Regions from separate parts of the Homo sapiens genome. Here region 2 is linked to region 1. A link is an interaction called in ENCODE POLR2A ChIA-PET data of the cell type or tissue named here. Cell type or tissue: A673. All regions are shown on one strand. Links, peaks and the distances in the headings refer to the core of each region. The heading gives the core; the rest is flanking DNA.

Evidence for each region. Peaks named below come from ENCODE experiments on the same cell type or tissue, not always from the same donor. Only the 100,000 strongest peaks of a DNase experiment are listed, where the experiment ranks them.
Region 2: POLR2A ChIA-PET joins it to region 1 with 6 read pairs; 6 of 35 experiments call an interaction of 5 or more read pairs at or near these places.

The regions. Positions count from the first base shown.
Region 1 is chr12:32,285,231-32,295,859 of GRCh38, forward strand. It overlaps BICD1 (BICD cargo adaptor 1), which reads left to right. Exons shown (of 10, transcript NM_001714.4): 3 at 8,764-8,916. Among named protein-coding and RNA genes, the nearest start is that of FGD4, 110 kb to the right of the region's middle. In A673, for the core only: no CTCF peak of the experiment used is centred there; no DNase peak of the experiment used is centred there.
Region 2 is chr12:32,064,908-32,075,536 of GRCh38, forward strand. No RefSeq gene overlaps it. Among named protein-coding and RNA genes, the nearest start is that of BICD1, 37 kb to the right of the region's middle. In A673, for the core only: no CTCF peak of the experiment used is centred there; a DNase peak (open chromatin) is centred at 4,304; H3K27ac peaks cover 1,191 bases.

The DNA of each region.
Region 1 (10,629 bases), core at 1,061-9,060:
GGCTTTTGCGTGTGAACTTCTGCTCGTGTTACCATAAATTATCTGTATGTCTAGCATCCTTGCTCATTTTACCATGTTATATCATTAAATCCTCATAATTATCATGTAATCTTAAGTATTAGGATTCCTGTTTTGCAGATAGTAAACAGGGGTTTGTTACCCACCTAACCAAGCTATTATTAATATCTAATGTGACAATGGGTATAATTAATTTATAAAAGACTAAGAGCATTAAAACTGGAAGGCAGTATTATTTTTAATATATTGACTCTGTGTGGTGACAAGCGTTCATCTGTATTTTTTCTTCTTGCCAATAGTGAAGGGAATTTATGATTCCTACATAAAGAAATCTTTTTAATGTTAATTAAACTAAACTGTAAGAATGCTGCTATGCTCAGGTGCAATGCAAATAATGAGGTGACTCTATCCCTGCCATCTCAGGCTAATCCCCTCTCCCCTGAGGAGCTGAGACTCAGCTCCCTGGAGGTGAAAAGCTAAAGCATTCCCCTGTTGTGCCATTTTCTTCCCTTTCTCTCATGCATTATTTTTCTTACTCTGGTTATTCTTGATGGGAATTTTTAGCAGAGCTCAGCGCCATCTTATCCCAGGAAGAAAAAAAAATTGTAGGAGATAAATGTATGATGAATGGTGCAAAACACAACAGTTGCAATCTTTTAAATTTATTGTGAAATTAAAGAACATGCCCCTAGAATATAATCGCTGGCAATTCAAAAAGCAAGGATTTTTAGCAAAATAAATAAGACCAGTTTTCTTCCTCTGGGCCTTGTGTCTGTTCATCTCAGTGAGTCTTTCAGCTTAACCAGTGTTGCAGCCCAAGCTCTTCCTTGTCCTTAATTAGCATCAGGAGTTTTCATTAGTTATTTTACGAGTTGTTAGTGATCCTCATTAGCTTTGCTGTGGTCTTAAATTTTCTTGACATTTACTGTTTCACTGCATAAGATTTTATGGTTAATTCCCAGAGTATATAAGCCAGATTATTAGCCGTTATATTTTTTACAATGTATATATTCCCATTTCAGAATCTCTTGTATCTTAACATTTTTCTTTACAATTTTATATAAATGACTGTCATCCAGTTCGTTGGGCTTCCTGATATCTTTTTTATACATATTAAATAAGGAAAAATAAGTAAATATATATATCATTCACTCAGTTGATAGATTTTTCAAGAAAGAAAAAAATTAAGATAATATGTTTCTACAAAAAAAGAATGTAATGAAATACTGTAATTTGACTTTATAGCCAAATTAGGGGAACACTACTATTTTTCATTCTACAATTATTCCACACTATGCTGCAAGTATTGCCCAAGGAACAGAAGGCAGAAACCAAGTAACTTGACAATATATTAGAGAAGAATAACAAGTCAAGTTATTTTGAAGATTTAGGTGTATTTTATTTCAAAGTGCATTGTTCTCCCTTTGTGCCTCCTTCTCAAATAACACAACACAGGAAGCTGTCATCCATGTAATATATATTTTTTGGGGGATTAATCACTTGTATACCTGTTTTATTATTCATTCCATGGTCATTAGGGCCTAAAATGTACCAGGTATTAGGGACACAGGATAACAAGGCAGCAAAGGATCATTATATTCAGATGCAAAAGGAAATGTAATAAATATAAAATGTATAAAAAGTAAGTAGCCAGTTTCAAATAATAATCAGTGTCATTCTGTCAACACTTATTTTCTAAGTATGTACTCCATGCTAAATACTAATCTATAAAGTAACTCTGATGGGTGAGTGGAGGGCGAGGGGAGCTATTTTATATTAGTTGCTCAGGGAAGGTTTCCCTGAGGAGATGACATCTGAAATGAGACTTAAATAACAAGTAAACACAGAAGAGTTTTTCAGCTGAGTTTCTGGGAGTCTGTGGATAGATTTCAGGAGGTCTATAGACTTGGATCAGAAAAATAATTACATCTGTATTTTCACTCAACTCAGACTGAAATTTAGCATTTTCTTCTATTTGAATGTAGACAACAAATCTCAGTAGTACTAGTAGCACTTGTTACTTTGTTACCAGTAGAAAGTATAGTTTTTTTAAATTATATCTCAGTTTTCACAGGTGTCTTGAAATGTTATCATTGCTTTGAAATTATGAGATTTCTTGGATGTGATACTAGATCTGATTCTAATTGTGTTAATAAAGAAGCACATGTATTACTGTATTGATTATGTATTACTGGGTAATGAATGACCCACAATTTGGGAGCTTTAAACAATAACCCATGATTCTGTTGGTCAGCAATTTGGGCTGTGCTCAGCTGGGTGGTGTTTTTTTTTTTGTTTTTTTTTTTGAGATGGAGTCTGTCTCTGTCGCCCAGGCTGGAGTGCAGTGGCACGATCTTGGCTCACTGCAAGCTCTGCCTCCTGGGTTCACGCCATTCTCCTGCCTCAGCCTCCCAAGTAGCTGGGACTACAGGTGCCCGCCACCACACCTGGTTACTTTTTTATATTTTTTAGTAGAAACGAGGTTTCACCGTGTTAGCCAGGATGATCTCGATCTCTTGACCTTGTGATCCGCCCGCCTCGGCCTCCCAAAGTGCTGGGATTGCAGGCATGAGCCACTGTGCCCGGCCTCGGCTGGGTGGTTCTTAAGGACTTGCCAGGATTGCTCATGTGGTTGCAGTCATCTGACAGCCCCACTGGGCCAAATAGTCCAAGATGGCCTTCCTCCCATGCCCAGCAGCTGGTGCTGACTGCAGGCTGGGCCACATGGCTCCAACAGGCTACCCTGGGGCTCTTCACATAGTCACAGTGTTACAAGACAGCAAGAGCATGAGCCACAAAGCCCCGTGAGGCTCAGGCTCAGAACTCCCCAGCACTTCCACTGTCTTCTGTGGGTCATAACAAATCCAAAGGCCAGCTCAGTCAGTTTGAGAGGGAATTCCATGGGTTGTGACTTCAGGGAAGTGTGATTAATTGGGGGCCATTAATATACTTACCTGTCACCTACCAAGTCCTAATTTTTTTTTTTTTTTTTTTTTTTTCTGAGACAGGGTCTCACTCTGTAGCCCAGGCTGGAGTGTAGTGGCATGATCATGGCTCACTGCAGGCTTGACCTTTGGGGCTCAAGCAATCCTCCCACTTCAGCCCCCTGACTAGCTGGGACTAAAAGTGTGCACCACCATACCTGGCTAATTTTGGCATGTTCTTTTTTTGTACAAAATAATCTTCTGGATGGGGCTCACCATGTTGCCCAGGCTGGTCTCAAACTCCTGGACTCAAGTGATCCTCCCATCTCAGCCTCCCAAGGTGTGGGGTTTACAGGCATGAACCACTGTGCCCAGCCTATGTCATAATTTTAAAAATTATTATAATAAGTTGGCCGGGCTTGGTGACTCACACTTGTAATCCCAGCACTTTGGGAGGCCAACGCAGGTGGATCACTTGAGGTCAGAAGTTCAAGACCAGCCTGGCCAACACAACGAAATCCTGTCTCTAGTAAAAATACAAAAATTAGCCAGGTGTGGTAGCAGGCACCTGTAATCCCAGCTACTTGGGAGACTGAGGCACAAGAATCACTTGAACCTGGGAGGCGGAGGTTGCAGTGAGCCAAGATCATGCCACTGTACTCCAGCCTGGGTGACAGAGCAAGACTCTTTCAAAAAAAAAAAAAATTATAGTAATTTTAACATGTTCGGTGTTTTCTGTAATTTTGTCTTTTACACTTTTTAAAATATTATTCTGAGAAGAGGTACATAGGCTTCAGCACATTGTCAAAGAGGGTCAAGCACATTATGAGATTAGGAGCCCTTGATCTAAAGGCAGGGAGTTCTGGAAAGAGGAGTATAGAAGCCTCAAGGCAGAAGCAAGCTGGCATGTCCAATGGGATAGAGGAGCAGAAGGAAAGCTCCTGCGGCCAGAGCCAAAGATTGAGGGGCAGAGTGGTTGGAGACAGAGGTAGGGCCAGATCATGTGACTTCTTTGAAAGCTTCTGAAACTTGCAAAGGGACCTCCACTTCCCCACTGCACCATACCCACAGAGTGTGAAAGTAGGTATTGTATGTAAATTGTATTTTATGATTTTTTGGGGTCATTGCTAACTTTTTTCAGTTATCTTGGCAGAAATAAGAAAATTCTTTTTTGCTATTCCATATATCTATTGTGATATCAGAGTCTGTTGTTTGTTTGTGTGTTTGTTTGTTTAAGACAGTCTTGCTCTGTTGCCAGGCTGAAGTGCAGTGGTGCGATCTCAGCTCACTGCAACTTCTGCTTCCCAGGTTCAAGTGATTCTCCTGCTTCAGCCTCCCAAGTAGCTAGGACTACAGGCGCGTGCCACCACACCCAGCTAATTTTTGTATTCTTAGTAGAGACAGGGTTTCACCATGTTGGCCAGGATGGTTTGATCTCTCGAACTTGTGATCCGCCCACCTTGGCCTCCCAAAGTGCTGGGATTACAGGCGTAAGCCACCGCACCCAGCCCCAGAGTCTGTTGTTTATAGAGGATGATTGGGCGTAGCTTTCTAGAGCTGGGAAAACCACCTTTAAACAGTATTATATACCAATATTTACTATTTCATAAATTCAGGCATATTTGCTTAAAATAATCTCCTGTAGAGAGGCAAGAAACAGAAGCCCATTTTTTTGTTTTTAGGAAATTCATAGAAGCCTTTGGTAAGGTTCTTTTAAGTTGGCAAACTCTATTTTCAGAAGACTTCTATGTTGACACTTGTGACCTACAGAATTGCTTTAAGAGGTCAGCACTGATAAAAACAGAGGGAAGCTGTAAAGGGAGGATTAGGCTAAAGTCAACTGGTGGAGTAGGCATAGGTGAATTACTAAAGTGTTGATGAAATGACTCTGTTGGAGTTACCAGTTTATTATAATGAGAGCTAAAGTGAAAAACGCCAGACAGCCTAGAAGCATTCTGAATAACAAGGAGCTCCAACCCCTTATATATAAATGAGGTTACATATAGTAGGTTGAAAGCAGGTTTCCAAAACAACCAATTAGTTTGTATAGCTTCAGCTTCAGGATTGATGATTACATTCCATAGGATATTACATTAAATTGATGAAATCTGCACGTCTCTGGGGAACTCCTTACAAGCTAGCCAGTGAGCTTTTATGATGATAAGATACAGAATGGATAAAAATCTTCTGATGCCAAAAAAGCTTTGGCCCTGCCCAAGTTAGGATCTATATTCATATTATCACCAGGTAAAGTGTCTTGCAAACTTTCTTAGCTTTCATTCCTATCAGACTGCAGTTCATGACTGTGAGGTGTCAAAGACTCTCTCCTTAACCAAGCTTCAGTCATGCTCTGCTAATGTCTCTTTTGGACCAGGCTTCAAGCTTGCTCCACCCCCAGCTTTGGCTTGCCCAGCCCAGCCTTAGCAAGGAATTCTGCTAAGTCATCTCCCAACCCTAGATATCTAATTACCCTTGATATCTGATCAAGTTCTTCATCCTCCACCTTTTTGATGTCTAAGTCCTTGGACTGCCTTTAGCAAGAGTCCTGTTAGGCCAGCTTAGCAAGAATTCCCCTGCCCTTGATGTGTTCTTTTAGCAATTTCCCATCCTTTGACATCCTCATGCTGTTCTTGGCTATAAATCTTCACTTGCTCTTGCTGTTTCAGAGTTGAGCCCCTTCTTTTCCCCCCTCCAATTGCAATGGTTTTGAATGAAGTCTTCCTTACCATTTTAACAAGTGTCAGAATAATTTTTTTAACATCTGTCTTTACACCACAGTCAACAACCCCTTATCCTCCCCAAAACTCTGAGCTAACGCCACTACTTAGAGATTACAGTGTCTGCCTATTTTATTAGCTGGAACTGCATCAGTGATTTTGGAGTTGAATTTTTCATTTTTTACATGAAAGATTATGTGTTTATAATTTGTTGTTTTCACATATGCATAAACAGAACTAGGAAGAGCTGTACTCAGGAGTCAAGTCAGAAGAAAAAACATCACCATGTTCAAATAGACAACTGAACATGCCTCTGAAAACCAGAGACAAAGGGAGTTATTTACAGTTAACATCTATAGAATATGGGCCGGGTGTAGTGGCTCACGCTTATAATCCCAGCACTTTGGGAGGCCAAAGCAGGAGGATTGCTTGAGCCCAGGCATTCGAGACCAGCTTAGGCAACATGGCGAGACCCCACCTCTATAAAAAATTTAAAAATTAGCTGGGCGTGATGGTGTGCATCTGTAGGCCCAGCTACTCAGGAGGCTGAGGTGGGAGGATCACTTAAGCCTGGGAGGTCAAGGCTACAATAAGCTGTGATTAAGGCACCTGGGCAACAGAGCAAGACCCTGCTTCTACCAAAAAAAAAAATATATATTAAATTTGTAGAAGTCTGGGCACAGTGGCTCACACCTGTAATCCCAGCACTTTGGGGGCTGAGGCAGAAGGATTGCCTTCACGAGTTTGAGACCAGCCTGGGCAACATAGTGAAATACCATCTCTACAAAAAATACAAAAATGAGCCAGTTGTGCTGGTGTACACCTGTAGTCCCAGCTACTTAGGAGGCTGAGGTGGGAGAATCACTTGAGCCTGGGAGGTCAAGACTGCAGTAAGCCGTGATCATGCCACTGCACTGTAGCATGGGTGACAGAGTGAGAACATGTCTTTAAAAAAAAAAAATCTGTGGACTATGAAGCAAGATGAGAGACATTTGAAAGCATATGTCGGAAAGTCAGGTATACTTCTAGAGCTGGCTCTCTGTTAGGATAGAGACCTTTAAAATGTTTCTAGTGCTTGCAGATGTCACCCTACCCTCCTGCAAAGATAACAGTGCATTTACTTCTGTCACTGTAGATTAGTTTTGCCCAGGTATTCTTTTCTTAGGGCTGCCGTAACAAAGTCTGGGTGGCTTTAAAACAACAGAAATTTATCGTCTCACAGTTCTGGAGGCCAAAAGTCAGAAATCATGGTGTCGGCAGGGCCATGCTCCCTCTGGCAGCTCTAGGGAAAGGCCTTTCCTTGCCCCTTCCTGGCTTCTGGTGTTTGCTGGCAATCCTTGATGTTCCTTGGCGTGTAGATGGGTCACTTCGGTCTTTGCCTCCATGGTCACGTGGCCATCTTTTCCCTGTGTTTCTTCACATAGTCTTCCCATCCCACATGCAGAAGTATGTGTCAGTTTCTGTGTGGCTGAATTTCCCCTTTTTATAAAGACAGCAGCCCTATCGGATTGGGCCTCCTCTAATGATCTCATTTTAATTTTTGCCTTTGTAAAGACCCTGGGAGTTAGGACTTCAACATGTCTTTTTTGGGAGACAATTGAACCTACATAGCATGTTTTTGAACTTTACATGCAGAATCATATTGTATGTAGTCTTTTGCATCTGGCTTATTTCAGTCAATATATTAGTGAGATTCATCTGTGTTGCAATAGCAGTTTCTATTCATTGTCAGTCCTACCTACCACTATATCAAGGCTCTGCAAATTATGGTGTGAAGGCCAAATGCATCATGACTTATTTTTTTCGCATATGGATATCTAGGTATTACATAAGAAAATGTGGTTTTTGGTTTCTATGATACTTCTTCCCATATTTCTCTTTGTTTGAATAGGAAACAAATCTAATTAATCCTTAATTAAAAGAAAACTTTTATATCCCATCTTTCCATGACTATGAATATGTTACATGTATAAATGTTTATATCTGTTATGTGGTCATTATACATTTTGAACTAAAACATAGCTTATACTTGCCATATAAGTTTATGGAAAAAGTTAAATATTTTACTTAATTGATTGATTTATATCCTGTAACTTTACACATAAGTCCTGGTAATACAAGCTTGTTGTTAAAAAAAAAATTGAAATGATCCAGAAGGACATAAAATCAAACGAATAGGCTCCTCTCCTTATCCCTGTGGCTTGCCCAGTCTAATTCTTTATAAGTCACCGCTATTGACAGTTTTCTGGATATTCTTACAAATATTTTTTCTGACATGGAAGTGTGCATGTATCTGTGTATGTGTGTGTTCCCTGTATTTCTAACATACCTGGGATCCTAATATGCATACTAATCTATGACTTGCTTTTCACATTTAATAATATATTGTGACTACATTTCCATTTTAGTACAATAAAGTTTCTCCTCATTCTTTTTTTCTGTTTTTGAGATAGAGTCTTGCTCTGTTGCCCAGGCTGGAGTGAAGTGGCCTGATCTCGGCTCACTGCAACCTCCGCATCCCAGGTTCAAGTGACTCTCCTGCCTCAGCCTCCCAAGTAGCTAGGATTACAGGCGCCCACCACCACGCCTGGCTAATTTTTTTTTTTTTTTTGGTATTTTTAGTAGAGACGGGGTTTCACCATGTTGGCCAGGTTGGTCTCAAACTCCTGACCTCAGGTGATCCACCTACCTTGACCTCCCAAAGTGCTGGGATTACAGGTGTGAGCCACAGCGCCCGGCCTTTCTCGTTTCTTAAAATAATTTTATAATGTTCCGTTCAATGGATGCATGATAATGTGTTCCCCAAATAGCAAACGTTTAGACTGTTTCCAATTTTTTGTGTAAGTATACATGGATTTGTTTCTGTTTCTATTTACTTCTATGAAAACATACTTAAGAATGATTTTTAGATGTTGAATTGCTGGGTAATATATATGTGCTTTTAAGTTTTTGACAGATACCACTAAATTGCCATTCGAAAAAATGCAGTAACAATTTACACCCCATGAGGTGTTTTTATTATTATTTTTAACTACCAGGACTTTACACCTTGTAAAATCTACAATAAGAGAGTTATATATTGACTGTTTACTCTGTTGTTTCAGAACAATGAGATGGTGGAGCTACAGAGAATACGGATGAAGGATGAAATCCGAGAATATAAGTTCCGGGAGGCACGGCTCCTTCAGGACTATACTGAATTGGAAGAAGAAAATATCACATTGCAGAAACTAGTGTCCACGTTGAAGCAGAACCAGGTAAGGTTTAAGAAATTTTTTGTTATACTGAAGATGGATCTACATCTTCTGACCACTAGGGTTAAATCTCCAAACTTGTCAGAATTTATTGTTACTCTTTTATCTTCTCTCTATAACATTTATGTACTGCAATGTCCCAACCCTCCTATTTCAGCTAAAATATAGAAGGAAAAAATACACCTGTAAGTAGTATAGTGTACACTAAAGTTTTATTGAATAAGAAAAAGAATTTTAGTTTTTATTTTAGCTCTGTGTTCATTTATTTCATAAGTCAAATGTATCGTAACAAATTTAACCTGACAACTTCTCATTAAAAGCCTGAGTCTTAGCCGGGCATGGTGGTGTGTTCCTGTAATCCCAGCTACTTGGGAGGCTGAGGCAGGAGAATCACTTGAACCCAAGACGTCAAGGTAGCAGTGAGCCCAGATTGTGCCACTGCACTCCAGCCTTGGTGACAGAGTGAGACTCCGTCTTAAAAAAAAAAAAAAAAAAAAAAAAAGCCTGGGTCTGTAAGCTTGTCTATGAGCTTAGGGTCTCCCTACAATCACTGGTCTCTCACTCCCTTAAAATTTTTTCTGTAAATTGCTTTCAAATCGTAGAGGGGAATGGATTATGAAGTATAAATCAAGAAGAGCAAAATTATAAGAAAAAGAGGCCGGGCGTGGTGGTTCATGCCCGTAATCCCAGCACTTTGGGAGGCCGAGGCGGGTGGATCACCTGAGGTCAGGAGTTTGAGACCAGTCTGGCCAACATGATGAAACCCCGTCTCTACTAAAAATACAAAAATTAGCCAGGCATGTTGGTGGGTACCTGTAATCTCAGCTACTCAGGAGGCTAAGGCAGGAGAATTGCTTGAACCCAGGATGCGGAGGTTGCAGTGAGCCGAGATTACACCACTGCACTCCAGCCTGGGTGACAGAGTGAGATTCCGTCTCGAAAAAAAAAAAAAAAAAGAAAAAGAAAATGCCTGTTTTCTTTTTCAGCTGTAACCTGACTACAAAGATTACATTCGTACATTTAAATGATTTTTTTGCTGTAATGGGGGTTTGATAGCTTAATTTTCCTGATTGGTTTGCATTGTGGATTTTCAGAACTATTAATAATTATTGAATCTGTAATTTTAGAAGAATTTATTTATGAATACAGTTGAATCGAGTAGTTAATTAAGCAAAGGTGAATTGGATGTTCGAGTTCTTTTCAAGGTGCTTCCTCAGCGACACCTCTATTCTGGTCTAAACGCTGTTGCCACCTCTCAGTTCAGATCAACAGCCTATGTGCCAGGTGCTGTGCTAGGTTGGACAGACACAAGAATCCATAGGGCATGATTCTTGTCCTCTGTAAACTTAGAAGCCAGCCCAGATGTATGCTTTTACCTCACTCCCTTCCTGAGTTGGTATCTACATGATACACTGATTGATTGATTGATTGATAGATATAAGGGTTAAGAGGGAAAAGAAAAAAAATCCAGAAGAGAAAAATCCATGTAGTGGCACAATTAAAATTTGATTTCTTTTTTTTTTTTTTTGCGACAGAGTCTTGCTGTGTTGCCCAGGCTGGAGTGCAGTGGCATGATCTCAGCTCACTGCAACCTCCACCTCCTGGTTCAAGCAATTCTCCTGCCTCAGCCTCCCGAGTAGCTGGGATTACAGGCATGAGCCACCACACCCAGCTAATTTTTGTATTTTCAGTAAAGACAGGGTTGTACCATGTTGG
Region 2 (10,629 bases), core at 1,147-9,146, 220 kb before region 1:
CAGAGATTGCCAGAAACTAGATTTTTCCAGCCTGTGTTGCCTCAGCCATGTGACCCAGGTCTGGCAACGTTCTTGTCTTTCTTTTGACTTTGGAGCCAGTGACAGAAGAAATAGGGATAATAAACTTCCTCTCTGGCACCTGCTGGCTAGAGAGCGTGGTTCTCTAGGCTTCCAAACAATTCTCTGAGAAACCCAGTATCTGTTGAGTTAACTTTTTTTTTCATCTTAGATCAGCTGGAGTTGACTACTGTGGCTTGCACATGGAAGCTGGGAGAACAGAAACTCTCATGTGGAAGAGCCAAGATGTCCTTGGAGCCATTACCAGCCTCTTGCTGAGCATTCTTTCCTACTATATTCAGCCGGGAGTTTCTCCAATGGTCCTACCTCCTGTGTACTCTGTCCCTAGGCATCCCTCAAATGGAGATCATCCTGCCCCAGAAAAGTCTCTGAGAACGGAGTCAACGGTAGACAGCAGGAAAGAGTGAGTGGAGATGCCGGCTCCACTGTGCCAAGTGAAAATAACTTGGTGAGCACTGAGGGCACTCTAAGCACGGGCCAGTCAGTATCAAACACTGTTCTGATCCTAGCAACAGTATGAGGCAGAAACCTAAGTTACAGAACTTGATTTACAGACCAGGAAATGAAGGTTTATAAAGTTTGAAGAAGTAAGACTGGGATTTCAATACAGATTGTATGTTTCTGGAACCTATTGACTTTATTTGTGAGTTTTTGTTTGTTTGTTTGTTTGTTTTGCCCTTCTTTCTTTATTTAATTAAAACATCTGCTGATGGCAAGAATGACCCATGTGCCTAACAAAAATGCAAATGGTTAACATGCAGAGTGGAAATTCTATCTTTGATAAATGTCTGTTGGAACCTATTGACTTTAATTTCAAACTCTACAGTCTCCCGGAGGGGATGATAGAATACTCATAGAGTCTATGGGGATTTTTATCAGGCTGATGTGAAGGGAGAAATCATATGTATGGGCATGATGGTGTGCGCTACTCAGCCTTCTGAGTAATTCCAGCTACTCAGGAGGCTGAGGAGCCAGGATCCCTTAAGCCCAGGAGTTTGAGTCCAGCCTGGGCAGCATAGTGAGACCCTCTTTCAAAAAACAGCAAAAAAGGGCTGGGGGTGGTGTCTCATGCCTGTAATCCCAACACTTTGGGAGGCAGAGGTGGGTGGATCACTTGAGGTCAGGAGTTCAAGACCAGCCTGGCCAACATGGTGAAACCCCGTCTCTACTAAAGAGGCAAAAATTAGCTGGGTATGGTGGCGTATGCCTGTAATAATCCTATCTATTTGGGAGGCTGAGGCAGGAGAATTGCTTGAACCCTGGAGGTGGAGGTTGCAGTGAGCAGAGCTTCCGCCACCACACTCCACCCTGGGTGACAGAGTGAGACTCCGTCTCAAAAAAACAAACAAGCAAACAGTGGAAAAGGGCTGTGGTGAGTTGACTTGCTATGCTCTATACTGAGGGGTCAAAATATGGGCATATGGCTGCCTGATGCCTGAGTCTTTCAGGCACAGCTGGGATAAGATTTTGACATATGCAAAAAGCAAAGTCTTTGAATAAACTAATTTCCATGGCTTGAATTTGTTACAATCTATCTCAATCTTGTCTACTGATATTTGAAGAACCAAATGAGTGTACATTGGGGCTCCTCATGTGCACACTGGTTTGAAGAGAGATGCTTGTACGTATCACCACAGCCTTCTCAGGGAGGAGTGCTGGGCAAGTTACAAAGACACAAGTGAAGGAAATACGGAAATGGTAGAAGGAAACCAACATAGGCATATGAAGCAGGATTAAGCATTAGAAAATGACGAGTCTGGCTCTTCTGAGAAGCAGACAGCAAGATGGGATTACACTTGAAGTATTTTACTGGGGGAAACACTAGAGTGAAAGGAAACAAGGAGGAAGCCGGGAAAGGCTGAGAGAGCAGTCACAGTGATCAGCCTCATCAGACCCATGCAAGGCTGACCCAGAGTGAAGGAGAGGGAGAAAGAAGGTTGAATGGCAGCATCTCAGTCAGCCTGCGGCCTGAGGATGTAGCAGCAAAGACTTGGAGGAGTTCCTGAGCCAAAATTAACAATATTCTTTTGATATCATCCAATACCCATATTCAAAATTTTTTTTTTTGAGACGGAGTTTTGCTCTTGTTACCCAGGCTGGAGTGCAATGGCGTGATCTCAGCTCACTGCAACCTCTGCCTCCTGGGTTCAAGCTATTCTCCTGGCTCAGTCTCCCGAGTAGCTGGGATTACAGGCACCCACCACCACGCCCAGCTAATTTTTTGTATTTTTAGTAGAGACGGTTTTCACCGTCTTGGGCAGGTTGGTCTTGAACTCCTGACCTCAGGAGATCCGCCCGCCTTGGCCTCCCAAAGTGCTGGGATTACAGGCATGAGCCACCGCGCCTGGACCCATATTCAGATTTCTTTTTTTTTTTTTTTTTGAGACGGAGTCTCACTCTGTCACCCAGGCTGGAGTGCAGTGGCGGGATCTCAGCTCACTGCAAGCTCTGCCTCCTGGGTTCACGCCATTCTCCTGTCTCAGCCTCCCGAGTAGCTGGGACTACAGGCGCCTGCCACCACTTCCGGCTAATTTTTTTTGTATTTTTAGTAGAGACAGGGTTTCACCTTGTTAGCCAGGATGGCCTCAATCTCCTGACCTCGTGATCCACCCGCCTCAGCCTCCCAAAGTGCTGGGATTACAGATGTGAGCCACCGCACCCGGCCTCATATTCAGATTTCTAAAATGAGTCCTTACTTAAATTTTTCTAAATGTCTAAAATTATATTTATGCTATTGGATTGTTTGAATCAGGGTACGAAGAAAACCAAGAAAAAAGGTCCACTCATTGCATATGTTTTTTGTCTTTTAAATATTTTGTTATGTTTTGTTTTTGGAGGAAGGGTCTCACACTGGCAGCCAGGCTGGAGTGCTGTGCCTCAGTCACAGCTCACTGCAGCCTTGAACTCCCAGGCTCAAGCGATCCTTCTGCCTCAGCCTCCTGCATAGCTGGGACTACAGGTGCACAGCACCATGCCTAGCTAATTAAAAAATTTTGTAGGCCGGGCGCAGCGGCTCATGCCTGTAATCCCAGCACTTTGGGAGGCCAAGGAGGGTGGATCACGAGGTCAGAAGTTCAAGACCAGCTTGGTCAACATGGTGAAATCCCGTCTGTACTAAAAATACAAAAATTAGCCAGGCCTGGTGGTGCAAGCCTGTAATCCCAGTTACCTGGGAGGCTGAGGCAGGAAAATCACTTGAACCTGGGAGGCGGAGGTTGCAGTGAGCTGAGATCACGCCATTGCACTCCAGCCTGGGCAGCAGAGTGAGACTACATTTCAAAAAAAAAAAATTGTAAAGACAGCCCAAAAATACAAAAAAAATTAGCCAGGCATGGTGGTGCATGCCTGTAGTCCCAGCTGCTTGGGAGGCTGAGGTGGGAGAATTGCTTGAATCCAGGAGGTGGAGGTTGCAGTGACCAAAGATTGTGCCACCGTACTCCTGCCTGGGTGACAGAGGTAAATTTTGTCTCAAATAAAAAAAATCTGTAGACACAGGATCTTGCTATGTTGCCCGGTGCCCAGGCTTGTCTCAAACTCCTGGCATCAAGAATCCTCCTGCCTTGGCCTTTCAAAGTGCTGGCTTTACAGGCCTGAGCCACTGTCTGGCCTCTTGAGTGGGAGGATCACTTGAGCCCAGGAGTTGGAAACCAGCCTGGGCAACATAGTGAGATCTTGTCTCTACAAAAAATTTAAAAAATAGCTGGTTGTTGTGGCGCATGCCTGCGGTCCCAGCTACTCAGATGGCTGAGGCAGGAGGATCGCTTGAACCCAAGAGTTTGAGGCTGCAGTGAGCTATGATTGTACCAGTGCACTTCAGCCTGGACAACAGAGTGAGACCTTGTCTGTGAAAAAAACATCATGTTGGAGAAACAAGAAATTAAGACCCAAGGGAAAATGCCAATTCATAAGTATAGAATTAGCTAATTTAATTGTTAAGCAAAAAAAAAAAAAAAGTATTTAAATTCATGTATTCAGATAGCTTATAAGTGATTACAAAGCTATGATGTATTTTCAGCTCTATTTAATCTGGAGTTAAAGCTCCAATTGTTATACATCATCCTACAGTGAACAGTCAGTATTGATTCAATAAAGTTTACTTTGATGTTCTGTTTTTATATTTCTTTCATCAGTACTCCCTACAGTTGTCTCTAACAGAACATCTGTGAAAAGAAAAGAAAATTTCAGATTTATTATGCCAAGGGGAAAAATTAAGTCCCGGAAACTGACTCACATAATATGGCTGTTTTTCTTGTCTGGTGCACAACCATTGCTTCCTGACCTTTGTGTTGAGATGTTATACATTAACCAGACTCCTATGCTTTATTCAAACCTAGATTAAATCTTGTTGGAGATAGAGACTCTTTATCTACCTCTTTATATGAAATGTTAAGCAACCACTTAGAGCGTAATCGATCATAACCAATCAGGTCTTGTAACTGTTTGTTAGTCTTGTGTGGAAAATGTAATTCTGTTCAGCATTCTTGTTTTTTCCTATATAAATGACCCCTACCTTTCTCTACACTGGGGAGCACTCATCGCCATTCTTTGGTATCCCTGTTTTCCCATACAGCCACCCTCACACTTTGCACTTGAATAAGCTATTTTTAAAATTATTTTTATAGATTCAGGGAGTACAAGTGCAGTTTTGTTACATGGATATATTTTCACAGCAGCTTTTAGTGTAGCCATCACCCAAATACTACATTGTACCCATTAAGTAATTTCTCATCCCTCTACATCCTCCCACCCTTCTTGTTTTTTTTGTTTGTTTGTTTGTTTTGCTTTGTTTTGTTTTGCTTTGCTTTGTTTTGTTTTGTTTTGAGACAGAGTCTTTCTCTGTCGCCCATCCTGGGTTCAAGCGATTCTCATGGCTCAGCCTCCTGGGGTTTTACCCTGATGGTCCAGCTGGTCTCAAACTCCTGACCTCAAGTGATCTGTCCGCCTTGGCCTCCCAGAGTGTTGGGATTACAGGCCTGAGCCACTGCACCCAGCCCCGCCACCCTTCTGAGTCCCCATTGTTTATCACTTCACTCTCTATGTCCATGTGGACACAGTATTTAGCTCCCACTTATAAGTGAGAATGTGCCGTATTTAGCTTTCTGTTTCTGAGTTATTGCACTTAAATTAATGGTCTCCAGTTCTATCCATGTTGTTGCAAAAGACATGATTTTATTCTTTTTTATGGCTGAATAGTGTAATAAACTCTTTTAACTGGATCCTGAGCCTTTTGGTTATTTTAGGTTGACAATCTATGTGACAGTAAATTTGGTCAGTCCCTTTATTCAACATCCTCAGTAAGGTTAGATTATGTTGAGTTTCTACAGATTCTATTAGAGCCCACACTTTTTTTTTTAATGCCATTGACTTGATTACAAAGACAGGTTAGTTGTCCTGCATGATGTCCTAAATTCTGACTTTGACTAAATATTTCCTCCTAGTGTTACCTAACTTTTTCCTCTATCTTCTATTTTTCTTGTAGACTACAGGCTTGAATAGATTCAGGTTTAAGGTTTTGCTTTGTATTGCTTAGTTTATGACTACTTCATAGGTGGTGCTGTATGCTTCCTATTGCCTCATATTCAAAAGCATGCAATAGCTGGTTGTTTCACTTACAGTGGCTGCTAAGATGGATCAGCGAGTTCAAGTGGTGGCATCAACCTTTTTACCTAATGATTTTGTCATCTATTGATAACCAGTATTTAAGTCATTTTATTAGGAGCTACAAAATGTTGACTTTCTAATACTACATTTATTATCTGTAATTATTCTATATAGAACTCTTATCTAGTAGGGTTATTTGATTTCCAGGAAATACTGTTCATACTGGAAAGGTGATATAAAATCTCGGTTCTTTCCCCTTAATTATCAGTTTTTGGAGTAATGAGTTGGTGCACAGCAACCTTTGCTCGATTCATTCACTATGGCGTGTTTGTTCTTTCCTCTTTAAAAAAATTATGACTTTTTATTATTTATATATTTGTTTATCTACTTGAGACAGGGTCTCACTCTGTCACCCAGGCTGGAGTGCAGTGGTGCGAACACAACTCACTGTAGCCTCAATCTCCTGGGCTTAAGCAATCTTCTCACCTCAGCCCCCAGAGTAATATTTTTATTTATTTTAATCAATTGAAATAATAATTCTTCTTGATGTTCAAATCATCTTATCTTTGACCAAAAGGACCCTCTTCAAGCTGGCTTATGGAATTTTTTGTTATTTGATGTGTCCCATCATTAGCCTTTGATAATGTTTTTACTTTCTGGGGCAACAAGCTGTTCCAAGCTTATTTTTCTTCCTTTTCTTTTTTTTTTTCCAATTTTATTTTGTACTTTTTCCGCCCTGGACCTGGTTTAGGTGTGGTGCTTTTAATGAAAAATGGTATGAATTTCAGCTATTCTAATTGTGGATAGTGATATTTCATTGTGGTTTTAATTTGCGTTTCTCTGATGACTAATGATTTTGAGCATCTTTCCATGTGCTGATTGATCATTCATATATCTTCTTTGGTAAAAGCATCTATTCACTGGGAGGCGGAGGTTGCCATGAGCCGAGATACACCACTGCACTCCAGCCTAGGGGACACAGCAAGACTCTGTCTCAAAAAAAAAATAAAAAGTGTCTGTTCAAATCTTTCACTCATTTTAAGAAAATGGGTTGTCATTTTTTTCCTATGGAACAGAATTTATTGGATAGTAGCATTTTAGGAAAAATATAAGCTCTACTATATATATATATAAATCTATATAGATAGATAGATAGATAGATACAATCAACTGTAAAGTCCATCTCAACTTCAGAAAATGTAAAGACATGTCCATCTTAGAAATGAAGAAATGGCTTCCTTGCAAGTTTGCAAGAACATTAGTGACATAATGTATAAAGTACTTAACATAAGTGTTCAAAGGGTAACTGTTGTTACTATTATCAACTGTATTAATTAAACTGTTTTGAGATTTAACACACATGTTACAGACTTTAAGAAAGCAGCTGAGTGCAGGTTTTTTGTTTTAGTTTTGCGTTTATGCCAATGTGAAAATATGAACAGCTCAGTTCTACATTCTGTTCCCTGAAAATACCACGAGAGCTATTAGACAGTCTTGAAAGGCAGTATCTAACATAAGCTTTGTGTGTTCATGGATATTTGTTCAATAATAACATTTAAATAATGAGGGAGGCCACTTCTAAAGACTTATCATTTACCTGATCTACACAATATCTAGCATAGGACCAGTTCTCAATTGACGGCAAACAGTCCCAGCAGGTCACTTCATTTTGAACAGACATTGCAATTGCACTTGAGAAATCATGCCAAGTTTTGCAGGGATTGTCCTTGGACTTGTCACCACGAAGACATAACTCATGCTATTTACATATTATAGCATTTTCTTTCTTTTTTTTTTTGAGACGGAGTCTCACTCTGTTGCCCAGGCTGGAGTGCAGTGGTGCGATCTCTGCTCACTGCATGTTCTGCCTCCCGGGTTCACGCCATTCTCCTACCTCAGCCTCCTGAGTAGCTAGGACTACAGGCGCCCGCCACCACACCCAGCTAATTTTTTGTATTTTTAGTAGAGACGGAGTTTCACCATGTTAGTCAGGATGGTCTCAATCTCCTGACCTCGTGATCTACCCGCCTCAGCCTCCCAAAGTGCTGGGATTACAGGCATGAGCCACCGTGCCGGGCTATTATAGCATTTTCTAGACTAGTTCAATCTGCAATGTCCTTGCACTGACCAGGGCTCCATTTCCTTTATCAGAGGGCTATGATGGAAATGATGTGGAGTTCACCTGGCTGAGACGGAATGACTCTGTGCATGGGCTGGAAACCCTGTGGCTTGCTTAGTACACCATACAATGGTATTTCACCTTGGACACCAGATTGCAGCAGGAGACAGGTAACTCATGTGACAATTTTTTTTTTTTAATTTTTACCATTGTTTTCGTAGATATTCCTAGGCCAGTTCTAAGAGTTTGTTTCTTGGGAGATTAGTGCTGGAGGCCAGAAGTCTGAGATCAAGGTTGGTTTTTTCTGAGGCCTCTCTCCTTGGCTTGGAAACAGCCGTTTTCTCGGTGTCTTCACATGGTCTTTTGCTCTGTACCTGTCCAAATTTCCTTTTCTTATAAGGACATCACTTGTATAAGATAAGGGTTTTCCCCTCATTTTAACTTAATTACCTCTTTAAAGGCCCTATCTCCAAACACAGTTACATTCCGAGGTACTGCAGGTCAGGGCTTCAGCACATGAATTTTGGGCAAGGATGGAGAGGGTTGGAAACAATACAATTCACCCCGTAACACCAGATCTGACTCCTCTCACTAGCCTCCTCAAAGAGTGAGGGGTTACTGTGTGTCCTTTTCAGATTCAAATTAAACAAGCTTTTGCTCTGTCAGCCAATTCTGGGAAACCAAGTTTGGTTTGGGCAGCCAGTCAGGTTGTCTTTTTATTACTAAGTTGTAAGAGTTTTTTTTTTTTTTTTTTTTTTTTTTTTTTTTTTTTTTTTTTTTGAGATGGAGTCTTGCTCTGTCACCCAGGCTGGAGTGCAGTGGTGCAATCTTGGCTCTCTGCATCCTTTGCCTCCTGGGCTCAAGCCATCCTCCCACCTCAGCCTCCAGAGTAGCTGGGACGACAGGCACGTGCCACCTTGGCTGGCTAATTTTTTTGTATTTTTGGTAGAGATGGGGTTTCATCATGTTGGCCAGGCTGGTCTTGAACTCCTGAACTCAAGTGATCCTCCTGCCTCAGCCTCCCAAAGTGCTGGGATTACAGGCGTAAGCCACTGTGCCCGGCCAGTTGTGAGAATTTTGTATGTATTCTGACTACCAGTCCTCTGTCAGATATATGTATTATGATGATTTCTCCCAGCCTGTGGCTTGCCTTTTAATTTTCTTAATTTTGTCTTTCAAAGAGCAGAAGTTTTGCATTTTGATAAAAATGCAACTTACCAATTATTTCTTTTATGGTTTCTGCTTTGGCAAGTTTGTAAATATTTTTTTCCCTGTGTTGCATGGTTTTAGCAATTATCTTTAGGTCTATGATCCACATGGAGTTAATTTTTGTGTGTGGTGTGAGGTAGGGATTGAGGTTTTTTTTTTTTCCAATATAGATATGCAGAATTTAGGCTGGGTGTGGTAGATGACATCTGTAATCCCAGCACTTTGGGAGGCCAAGATGGTTAATTGCTTGACGTCAGGAGTTCGAGACTAGCCTGGGCAATATGGTGAAACCCTGTCTCTACCAAAAATACAAAAAAATTATCTGGGTGTGGTAGCATGCATCTGTAGTCCCAGCTACTTGGGAGGCTGAGGTGGGAGGATCGCTTGAGCCCAGGAGGCAGAAGTTGCAGTGAGCCAAGATGGTGCCACTGCACTCCAGTCTGGGTGACAGAGCCAAACCCTATCTCATTAAAAAAAAAAAAAAGAGAGAGAGAAGAAAAGGGAAAAGAAGATATGCAGTTGTTCCTGCACCATTTGTTGAAAAGACTGGAATGTTGATTTTAATAATGCATGTAAATTCTCCACCACCTTGGGAAATGGTGTTGGCTGAAAATTACATGTGCCCTGATAACATATGCTTTAACAGAGTACCTGGTGAGTGGAATGAGAATGTGGTGGTTTGCATGAGTAACTTTGCATTTCTGAACTGTTTTTCAATGCCTCCATTCATATTGGTAATTGAGGTCATTGGGTTAGTAAGGCAAGCAATCAGTGGCAGGAAAGCATTTTCAGGCACATAGTAGGTAACTCAAGTAAAGAGTGAAACCCTTCCAAATGATTAAAAGAATTAAAAAAAAAAAAAAGAGTGAAGTCCTGGGCACAGCTGTTAGAAATCTAGACAGCTGGCCAGGCTTAGTGGCTCACACCTGTAATCCTAGCACTTGGGAGGCCGAGGCAGGTGGATCACTTGAGGTCAGGAGTTCGAGACCAGCCTGGCCAACATACTGAAATCCCTGTCTCTACTAAAAATAAAAAATTAGCTGGGCACAGTGGCGGGTGCCTGTAATCCCAGCTACTGGGGAGGCTGAGGCAGAAGAGTCAGTTGAACCCGAGAGGCGGAGGTTGCAGTGAGCTGAGATTGCGCCACTGCATGCGCCACTGCACTCCAGCCTGGGTGACAAGAGCAAGACTTTGTATCAAAAAGAAAAAAAAGAAATGTAGACAGTTGCATGACAGTTCTAGTATTAATAACATTTATCATCAGTGCTCTTGTTCTTGATGTATACTGATCACCAGGTGATGTCCACTGTTTACCAGAGGAATATCAGACTCTGGAAACATAACGGTAAGAAGCAAAGGAGAGGGGGCAGGTGATTTGTGGAGGATGCTCCAGCTGCCTTTCCCTGTTCTAGAGTAAGGGCAGCTCTAGATGCAGCCCTTGCCCTACGTGAAAGTGCAGGAACACTCCCTGAGAGGCAGGAGTGCTGGTTTCTCGAAGCTGTCATGGTCTCTGTGTTGGTGGTTATGCCTCTTTAGAGGTCTCCTGGAGGAGTGTCCTCATTGAAACTTTCCCTTTAGGCCATCAGGCCTTGGAGACAGGGTTGGCATTTTACACATCTTTA